2 separate regions of the Homo sapiens genome follow, and region 1 is linked to region 2. Evidence: chromatin contacts called from ENCODE Hi-C or POLR2A ChIA-PET data. All regions are on one chromosome and are shown on one strand. The core of a region is the stretch at or near the end of the contact, and the rest is flanking DNA. Distances in the headings are between cores, read along the strand shown. Region 1 overlaps WNT8B (Wnt family member 8B). Region 2 holds the start of BLOC1S2 (biogenesis of lysosomal organelles complex 1 subunit 2).

Region 1 (4,829 bases), core at 2,144-4,643, 200 kb before region 2:
TCCGAAGTCTTTGTTTAAATTAAAGTGGGGGAGAAAAAAGCCGCTGCTGGAGCGAGAGCCCCACTTGGGGCCCTGAACTAACACAAGGAGAAGTCTGAGCTGCAGGGAGCTGTGTACTGACTGCGAAGACTTTTCCCAAACACTTTCGGAAAAGGTGTTGTGAGAAGACAAGGGGGCGGAGTGGCGGATTAGCATGTGAAATGAAGTTTTCATTGACTCCAGTGGGGGTAGAAGGCTATTTTAATGGCATTTTGTTCTCCTATTTTCTCTTCTTGAGCTCTTTAGAGATATTGTTTTGCTAAGACAGGCTTTCTTCCCCCTTCTTTCCAGTCTGAGGATTGCCTCTATGGGAGCCAACATAAATATTTCTCCTCCAGGAATGCGGGTTAATTAAAAGGAAATGAATGAGTGGAAGCATCCAATCCAGACCTACAATAGGCGAGTGCCCTGGCCTGCCCTCCCCTCCCACCACCGCCAGCACCACCAGCGCCGAAGACGACCCCGTCTCTGTCTTTGCCCTAACCTGCTGCTAAGGCCAGTTGAGGCTGCGATTCTTTTCAAAAAGAAAAAGCTCTGCCTGTGTTTAGGCTCACAGGCCAGGGACAGGAAGGAGACAGTGTTTTGCCCACCCCAACCAATGTCCTTGTCACTTCTCAGGGCCTCCCTCTGTTTCTGTCTTCTGGCTGAGACAGATGGGCTCCTGAAGAGCACACAAGAGGTGGAAGGGGCCTGTGCTCTGCACTCTCCCCACAGTAACTTACTAGTTGGGGGAAGAAGCCAGTCATCTTTCTCAGCATCAGTTTAAATCTGTAACACAAAAGGTTTGACTGGCTGACCTCAAAGATGTCTTCCCAAGCACCAGTTCTGGAGTTGTCTACTTTGTAAAGGGACCACGGCCCTGGCAATTGAGTGTAAGATGAGAACTTAAACTCCGTGATGCAGCAATGGTGGTTGTTCACCACTATCTCTACTCTGGTGTTTGTTGAATGAACAAATGAACAAGTGGATATTGCAAAAGGAAGGGAAAAGCAATACAGATCCAAGGCATCTCAGTCATGTTTTCTTGGTAGAACTGGAATGAATCTGGTATCCATTTGGGGGTATAAAACAATAACCTATGAAATAATGTTCTGGCGGCATGACGTATTTAGAGTGCTGACCTGGAGTTACCAAATATGAAGCACAATAGTTCTGCTTTTATGCTAAGAGACCTGGAGAATGTAGCTTTACTTTACAACATTGTGCTTTTAAATTTTCTAGCTGCCTTGCCAAACTTTCTTCGTGTACATTATAAAGTAATTCTGCAAAGTGGGACAGGTAGGTTAGTATATGCTGCTTCTTGATTAAGGAGAAAAGGTGAGTTGGGAGATTCAGGAGGTTCAGATAAAAGCAGAGGGAAGGCGTGAAGGGCCTTTTGCTGAGAAAGCTGGAAATGAAGCACTAAGAACACCTGAAAGGAAGTGTATCCCCGGTCAGGAAGGGGAAACTCTCTCCTCAGTAAGTGTTGGTAAGACCAGAAGGTGTGTGGGTGAGGCCAAGGGTTTGGGATCTGACCTGGCCATTGCCTTAGTTTGGAATACGGGAACCCTTGACTCTTACAGGTGAACCCCTAGAGTCTTGGCTTTTGTTGCCTGGAGCCAGCCACACTGCTTTTCCTACTCTGGGAGAGGAAGGTTGAGGTCGTCTAGCATCTGACCAGTTCTGCTCTAGAAGAGCTGCCCAGCCCCAGACCTGGGACTGTCCTAGGGCAAGGAAGCTGGCTGGGAAGCCCCTTGGGCTACAGAGGGTCTGTCAGGGATTGGTTCTTCCCTCCCCAAGGTCTTGCTCTGTTTCATAAACAAGTCCCTGCTGTACTCTCTGAGAATAAAACCAGAAGACTCAAGTACCACAAGCAGCAAGCTCATGGCTCTTGAGTGAATGTATTAGAAGATTTAAATAGATGATTTACTAATCCTTGGCAGCTTAGCCTCAATCCAGATAACTGCTTGGGCCACCAGGGAAGTGAGGCTTTAGGGAGGATGGTATCCTGCCAAGATGGGAGGGAGGAGAGAGCCTACAGGTTGTATCTGTTACCACAGCCCACCCGAATATCCTCAAGAATAAGTGCAGTACCTAGAAAAAGAGCACATATCACAATGACTGCAATAAATTAAGGTTCAAGGTGCTGAACTTCCTACTAAGCAACAGTTTCATTGCAGGAAGTTTACTCATTGAAGGAAGATATCCAGTGCTCTGAATCCTGCCTGTTTGAGAACCAGGTTAGTGAGAAGGAAGGGTCTCAGTTTCTCCTTCTTAGGACCTGCCTCTAGAGGTGCAGACCAGGATCTGAAGAGGAAAGTGGCTTTATTTACCTCAGTCTTGGCTCAGAGGAACAAAGATCCTTTGGAGAAGAAGAGGTAAAGTTGGTTGCTAGGAGGAAGTAGGTCAGGAGAAGGGAGAAGTTACCTTTAAAGGGTAGGAAATGACTGTAATCTGCCCTTAACGTATTTCCTAGACCTTCGGGGTATGTATCTGGAGTCCCTCGGGTTATTGTCTAGGAAAGTCATTGCCCCACTAGTAAAGTCCATTCATGATATGATACCATAGGGATGAGTAGCACCCTTGGTGTTCAAGTTAGCACTCCAGAGCTCCCTCTTCCATCTTCAACCTCTGCCTCTAGGAACCAACCCCAAAGACATGCTTTTCCGGGGCCAGTTTCCTCAGTTTTTCTGGGAAAGGAAAGGGAGAAGAGGAGAGAAAGCATTCAAGATTCCTGGGGAATCTGGCTCAGCAGGTAGCAGGGGAGGAGCTGTGCAGAAGAGAGGTGCAGCAGTGGGTGAGCCCTGGTAGCAGACAGTGGGCAAAAGGGCAAAGCTTTGACTTTACCTGGGTCCTGCGTGTCTGAGAAGGGTTCTTCCAGCGCCTAAGGCTTGATAGGCTAGGTCAGACATTAGGGCTGCTAGGAGAGGGGAGGAGGAACACCTGTTCTCCTAATCCAAGGAAGATCAGTAACTCAAAGCCTGAGTTCTCAGACCTAGGTGTGGCTGCGAGGATTCAGACAGAGCTCTAGGAGAGCACAGAGGAATTGGGGAAACAGGCTGGAAAGTGGCAAGCTTTGGAGAAATTGCAGTCTCTCCCTCTCAGGATCCCTAGGTCTGGGAGAGCGGGTTCCCCATTCCCTAGGTTCCACAATTACCGGGGTCTCTAAAGGAAGCCAAGAACCAGTGGGAAAAGGAGGGGGCAGAGGAAACCCTTAGGGTTTTCTCCCGGGTTTGTGCGCAGCGCCCCCCCGCGGCCGCTCTGCGCGGCTACAGAAGTACTTGGTGACCCTCCGGCGGCACTGCTCGCAGCGGACTGCGCAGCACCAGTGGAACTTGCAGTTGCAGCTGGACACGGTCTCGGCCCGGCGCTCCTCCACCGCCAGCCCGCAGTCCCCGCAGAGCCGGCGGCAGCTGCGGCGTTCCCAGCGACCCAGGGCCCGCCCGCGCCTTAGGCACTCTCGGCCTTCGGTGCCCAGCAGCCCTAGCGTTTTGTTCTCCAGGCAGTAGTCCGGGGAGTCCTCCAGGTGCACCAGCTCCCGGGTAGAGATGGAGCGAAAGGTGTCGGCGATGGCGCCGCGGCCGGCCGCGCTGTTGCCAGCACCCTGCAGCAGGTCCACCTTGAGTGCTGCGTGGTACTTCTCCTTCAGGTGCGCGCCCACCTCGCGGAACTCGGGCAGCTGCAGCCAACAGGTCTGCGTGGTGCAGCTGCCAGACACGCCGTGGCACTTGCACGTGCGTTTCATGGTGCCCTTCACCGCCTGGGGAGAGAGCTAGGAGTGAGAGGCCCCGGATTAAGCGCGTGGCGAGTTTAACTGCCCCTGTGGGAGTTGCGAGAAGTCTAGTTAGTCTACTGGGCCAGCCCACTTGGTACCTCATTTTGCCAATCTTTTAAATGAACTGAAGAGTTGTCCGCACCTGGAGCTGGTAGTGGATATAGCCAGCAGCTGCCTATTTCCAAGGGCTGCGGGACTCACCTTGCGGCCAGCCTCGTTGTTGTGCAGGTTCATGGCTGCCCGTGCATCCTGTCCTGTTTCCAGGGCATCGACAAACTGCTTGGAAATCGCCTCTCCGAAGCCCACATTGTCACTGCAGCCTCCCCACAGCCAGCCTTGTCCCCCTGGAAAAGTGCAGAGGGAGGACAGGTCATTGAGCAAGCGGGCGCAGAGCCTCCTGGGCTGCTGTTTCTAATTGGGTTGGGGGTGGGGGGGTCCAGGATAGGAGAGGATTAAGGTTGGGCGAGTGCCCTGTATCCAGATCAGTTGCCGTCTAGATTTGTTTTTGCCACTTTTACACGCCCACTTCCAGGTTCAGCCAATCCCCTGCTCAGGGCTCAACGACGTAAGTAGTTGCCGAGTGGATTCTTTGCAAGGTGCCAGTACACTCCTCTGCCAACAGTGCCTCTTCGCATGGGCAGAGGGTGCACGTGCCCTGCTGGTGATTGAGGTCCAGAAGGGACAAAATGGTGCCAAAAAGATGAGGAAAGCTCGAGCATTGAGGGGGAAAGAGGGGTACAATTGAAATATGGAACAACGATGTTGGAAATTGGTCAGGAGGGCTCAGGAGATTGGAGACAGCACTGGAGGTAAAGAGTGGAAAGTAGACGGGGATAGGCAACACGGAAGGAAGTTCCCCTTGTGTTTGAGAGAAGCAACAGAGGAATCCCCAGAGTGTTGTTTCTTTATTTTTATATTTAAATTAAGGAAACTACTCAATGGGAAAAGAAGGTTCTAAGCTACATTTAGCCTGGCTTGTCATTGTAGGGCTTGGGATCAAACTCGTTCACCCATCTTCCGCATGATTTTCTTCATA
Region 2 (4,488 bases), core at 878-3,377:
TGGGCATCATGCTTAGGCTTGTGAATCAGTGTTTCTGTGTGTTGCCACATAGCTCTGTGAAATAACGTCTTCCACTGGGCCTTTTACTCCCTGTGTACTTAGCTCTGTGTGTTAATTAAAAAAAAAAAAGTTAACAAACAGGATAAAGAGAGGGAGGGTAATGGCTCTTCCTAAGCACCTGGATAGCCATGGTCTGTGAAAAAGGTAGAAACCAAGAGAGTAGGCGGTATCTAGATGTCTTCCTACTTCCCAGTGAATCCTATTCTTATCCTTTGTGCATCCCAAGATTTGTTGCTAGCACCCATGGGTTTCTCGTTTTCCCCCACAGAGGTTCCCTATAAAAGAGAAGAGGAAGCCTTAGAGGAGAGGAGACTCTCCCGTGGTGAGATTCCAACGTTGCAGAGGAGTTAAGTGTGAGGCACTCCCGGAGCAAAGTCTATGAAGGATCTTCTGCAAGAGGCTGCCTCCTGGTCCACTGAACCTGGAAACTGAGTGGGCTTTAACCAGGAGATAAAAATGGAGCCTGAAGGGAATCAGGCAAGGAAATGAACTCAGGATTCAGAGATCTTTGAATTAATATGTGGTGGGTTCTGACATTATTCTTCCATAAGACCATGTGGGTTTCCATGGTGGCTATCAATAAAACTCCTTAGGAAAACTTGGACTTTGCATTTGCTTCTGGTATTATAGAGGGAAGAAAGGCTGAAATTGTGGGTCATCCATGTGCCTGGGCTGGAATAGGTTCATGCTCTCTAGGAGGTATAGAGTAGGTGCAGTGATGTGAAGGAGCTGGGCTATAAGAACTTCTAGGCCTAGCACAGTGACTCACGCTTGTAATCCCAGCACTTTGGGAGGCTATGTTGGGTGGATCACTTGAGGCCAGAAGTTCCAGACAAGCCTGGGCAAAATGCTGAAATCCTGTCTTTAATAAAAATACAAACAAATTAGCCAGGTGTGGTGGCGCGTGCCTGTTATCCCAGCTACTTGGGAGGCTGAGGCATGAGAATCGTTTGAACTCGGGAGGTGGAGGTTGCAGTGAGCTGAGCCGAGATCACGTTACTGTACTCCAGCCTGGGTGACAGAGCGAGACTCTGTTTCAAAAAAAAGAACTTCTGGCTCGCAGGAATGGCTTGAAATAGTGGCTACTATGGTTGCACCATAGGAAAAGTGGGGACAGGTGACAAGTGAGACTCAGTCCTCAGGGTGGAGACAGTCAGGGTAGGAGGGCTGGGGATAAGGGGTAGCTGGCGTGTGTGTGTATGTACTGGCATCGGGGTGGGGTGAGAGGGTGCAGAGGGAGGATAACCAGGGATAAGAAAAGAAACTACCAAGATTTTGGGTGTCCAGGAGCCTGCCTGAGGCCTGCTGAATATCTCCTATCCCTTCTTCTGTGGCCTTTATCCCTCCTCATTTTGCACCTTCAATTGCTCCCCAGTCACTTCTTCTCATCCATCTCTTTCACTCACTCCTGTTCTCCCATCCCATTAAGTACTCTGTACACCTAGGAGGCTTGTGAAACAGCTTAAATGCAATTAAGATAACCAGAGTGTATCCTCAGCCCTAAAAAAGTTACAGTCTAAGCTTTCTTCAAGGAAGGCTGTATCAACTGAAGAGAAGTAGATGCCTGCCTGCAGTTTAAGAAATAGGGGCCAGTGAGTTGGTGTTAACTCAGGACATTGGGAGGGACAGTATTTAGGACCAGGGATCAATGCCTGAAGGTTTCCCAAAGTGTGGACGAGACAACCTGTAAAACTTTGGATTCCCTGAGCAATCTTTTGATGACTAACTCCAGTGCGGAGTGTCAGGAGAGCGGGCAATCCGTCTTCAGTGGTTTTGGTCAGCAGGCCACAAACAGGGTTGACTATTCCCAGACGGGTCGTGAGTGGTACAAGATGAGTGATCCCTCCAGGGTGTGACTGTAGGGATGAGCTCGCCCTCAGTCCCAGACGTCGCGACTGTTGGCAGTGGATCAATTCACAACAGCCTGGCGTAGCTTCAATTTCGGCTCCGGAATCGCCCTTTGCTGTGTCATAGACCTGAGGCTGGACTGGACCGCTAGGCGCAGGACTGCAGGGCCGGCCGGGTGGGCGGGGCACACCCAGTGCGCATGCGCAGCACCCCGGCCCGGAAACAGCGCGGGGTCCGCTATGGCGGCGGCAGCCGAGGGCGTACTGGCGACCCGGAGTGATGAGCCCGCCCGAGGTACCCGGAATGGATGGGGAGGAAGCGTCCGGTGGGGGGCCTGGGGCTCCGTCTCGGGTGGGCGAGGTTGAGTGTGTGGTGGCTCACCTGGCAGGAACGGGCTGGTGAGAGGAGTGCACTTGTCGCTGCGCGCGAGTGTTTGTCCTGTCAGGGTGACTGGGATGGTGCCAGGATGAGCGGGGGTGCCGGGTATGGGCGAGGGGCGGTGCGAGGGAGGCGAGTTGATGTGTCAGATGGGCAGGGACGCAGTGAAGGACTTGAAATTATGGCAGATGGAGAATGGAGCCGACTTGATGGAATGAAGGCAAGTGGAGGGATGTCGGAACAGGCTGCTTTGGCTGGATTAGCACCGGGTGTAGGCGGGACACTTAGTCATTCTCCCTTGGCCCAGACGATGCCGCCGTGGAGACAGCTGAGGAAGCAAAGGAGCCTGCTGAAGCTGACATCACTGAGCTCTGCCGGGACATGTTCTCCAAAATGGCCACTTACCTGACTGGGGAACTGACGGGTGAGGCGGGGTCTGGGTTGATTCGGGTGCGGTTTGGCCCAGGAGGCCTGGGAGATGGTTAGCAGCATCAGTCTGCAGCTCCCTTCCTACCCTGCATGCCCTGAGACAGGCCTGTTGGAAGTTGGGGGAGGCCATGAATGGGAGAGAAAGAAAATACAACTCTGCAGGCCTCTGTAACATAGACTAATGAGAAAACAATAACAAAAAAGAGTTCATATCCAGCAACAGTAATCAAGAAGTGCTTCCTTGGGGAAAGTGTATTTTGAGCAGGGTTGTGAAGGGAATTATTGGTGGAAAAGGGGGAGATGATACAACTAGCGAATGAGGTGGTATGTGCAAGCAGTGTGTTTGGCTAAAGCAGAAGATGTGTTTACCGGGATAAAGAGAAATGAAATTGAGGAACGGGGAGTGACCTGCAGATTTAGGGACCTATTAGTTTGGTCTGAGGATTTGATAACCCATCCTTTGGGACATGACTAGTGTTTGATCGTTTCCAAGTGGACACATGACCTATGTGTGGAGGAGGATCAGAAAGTGAAGTATGGGCAGGGCGCGGTGGCTCATGCCTTTAATCCCAGAGGCCGAGGCTGGTGGATCACTTGAGGTCAGGAGTTTGAGACCAGCCTGGGCAAAATGGCGAAATCCTGTCTCCACTAAAAATACAAAAATTAGCCGGCCGTGGTGGCGGGCGCCTGTAATCCCAGCTACTGGGGAGACTGGGGCAGGAGAATCGCTTGAACCCAGGAGGTGGAGGTTGCAGGTTGCAGTGGACTGAGATCACACCACTTGCACTCCAGCCTGGGCGACAGAGTGTGACTCCATCTCAAAAAAAATGAGAAAGAAAAAAGAAAAAGAAAGAAAGTGAAGTCTGGTCCAGTACAGCATCTCAAAAACATTTATTAAATTGTTTCACTTCCCCAGGAAATTACTGTAAGCTAAATTTGTGAATCAGAATCTATGAGAAAAGGCTTGATACAGAATAGTAGGGGTTGTGAATCTGTAATTTTTTTTTTTCTTTTTCTGTTTTTAAGAGACAGGGTCTCACTATGTTGCCTGGGCTGGTCTTGAACTCCTGAGCTCAAGTGATCCTCTTTCCATCTATTTTGGTTGATGGCACCACCCAGGCTTAAAACCCCAGATACATCTTAGTCTGCTTCCATCCCTCAATATCTACTTGAACAAGTCCTATAAATTCCACTTCTGTAATGTTCTTGCACCCATGCTCTCCTTTCCATTCCTTTTACCACCACTCTGCCTGAGATCTTCATTACTTTTCTTTTATTATTATTATTATTTAAAAAAATATGGCCAGGCACGGTGGCTCATGCCTGTAATCCCAGCACTTCGGGAGGCCTAGGCAGGTGGATCACCTGAGGTCAGGAGTTCCAGACCAGCCTGCTCAACATGGCAAAACCCTGCTTCTACTAAAAATACAAAAATTAGCCAGGTGTGGTGGCACACGCCTATAATCCCAGCTACTCAGGAGGCTGACACGGGAGAATCGCTTGACCTGAGAGGTGGAGGTTATAGTGAGCTGTGATCGTGCCATTGCACTCCAGCCTGGGTGATGGAGGGAGACTCTGTCCTAAATAAATAAATAATAGAGATGAGGTCTGCTCCGTTGCCCAAGCTGGCCTCAAGTGATCCTAACACCTCAGCTTCCCAAAATGCTGGGATTACAGGTGTGAGCCACTGCACCCAGCTGTGACTCTGTAAGTTATCAGCCTGATTATTTGTTTGTTTATTTTTGAGCAAGAGAAACCAAGTAACAAAATGTA

The links. Hi-C counts contacts between places; a loop is a spot of excess contacts on that map. ChIA-PET counts read pairs that join two places held with the same protein, here RNA polymerase II (POLR2A). Pooled maps may share reads with other maps.
Region 1: a map of naive thymus-derived CD4-positive, alpha-beta T cell shows a loop between it and region 2 (8-fold over the local background). The contact joins the enhancer-like site here to the promoter of BLOC1S2 in region 2. A Hi-C loop is called at or near these places in 1 of 168 maps with a recorded cell type or tissue (naive thymus-derived CD4-positive, alpha-beta T cell) and 10 of 50 pooled maps. POLR2A ChIA-PET finds 5 or more read pairs at or near these places in 3 of 52 experiments (Panc1, activated CD4-positive, alpha-beta T cell and activated naive CD4-positive, alpha-beta T cell).

What each region holds. Positions count from the first base shown.
Region 1 is chr10:100,481,220-100,486,048 of GRCh38, reverse strand. It overlaps WNT8B (Wnt family member 8B), which reads right to left. Exons shown (of 6, transcript NM_003393.4): 5 at 3,995-4,137; 6 at 2,305-3,778. The coding sequence ends at 3,233. Among named protein-coding and RNA genes, the nearest start is that of WNT8B, 21 kb to the right of the region's middle. RefSeq lists enhancers at 1-312, 1-964, 313-1,089, 3,110-3,765. Within about 2 kb of position 3,393, at least 3 of the 41 ENCODE cell types and tissues checked have a DNase peak (open chromatin) inside an H3K27ac peak, as active enhancers do.
Region 2 is chr10:100,284,319-100,288,806 of GRCh38, reverse strand. BLOC1S2 (biogenesis of lysosomal organelles complex 1 subunit 2) reads left to right here and starts at 2,127. Exons shown (of 5, transcript NM_173809.5): 1 at 2,127-2,202; 2 at 2,594-2,710. The coding sequence starts at 2,148. It overlaps PKD2L1 (polycystin 2 like 1, transient receptor potential cation channel), which reads left to right. Exons shown (of 16, transcript NM_016112.3): 16 at 329-658. The coding sequence ends at 411. RefSeq lists a silencer at 2,011-2,210 and enhancers at 2,501-2,800, 2,386-2,893.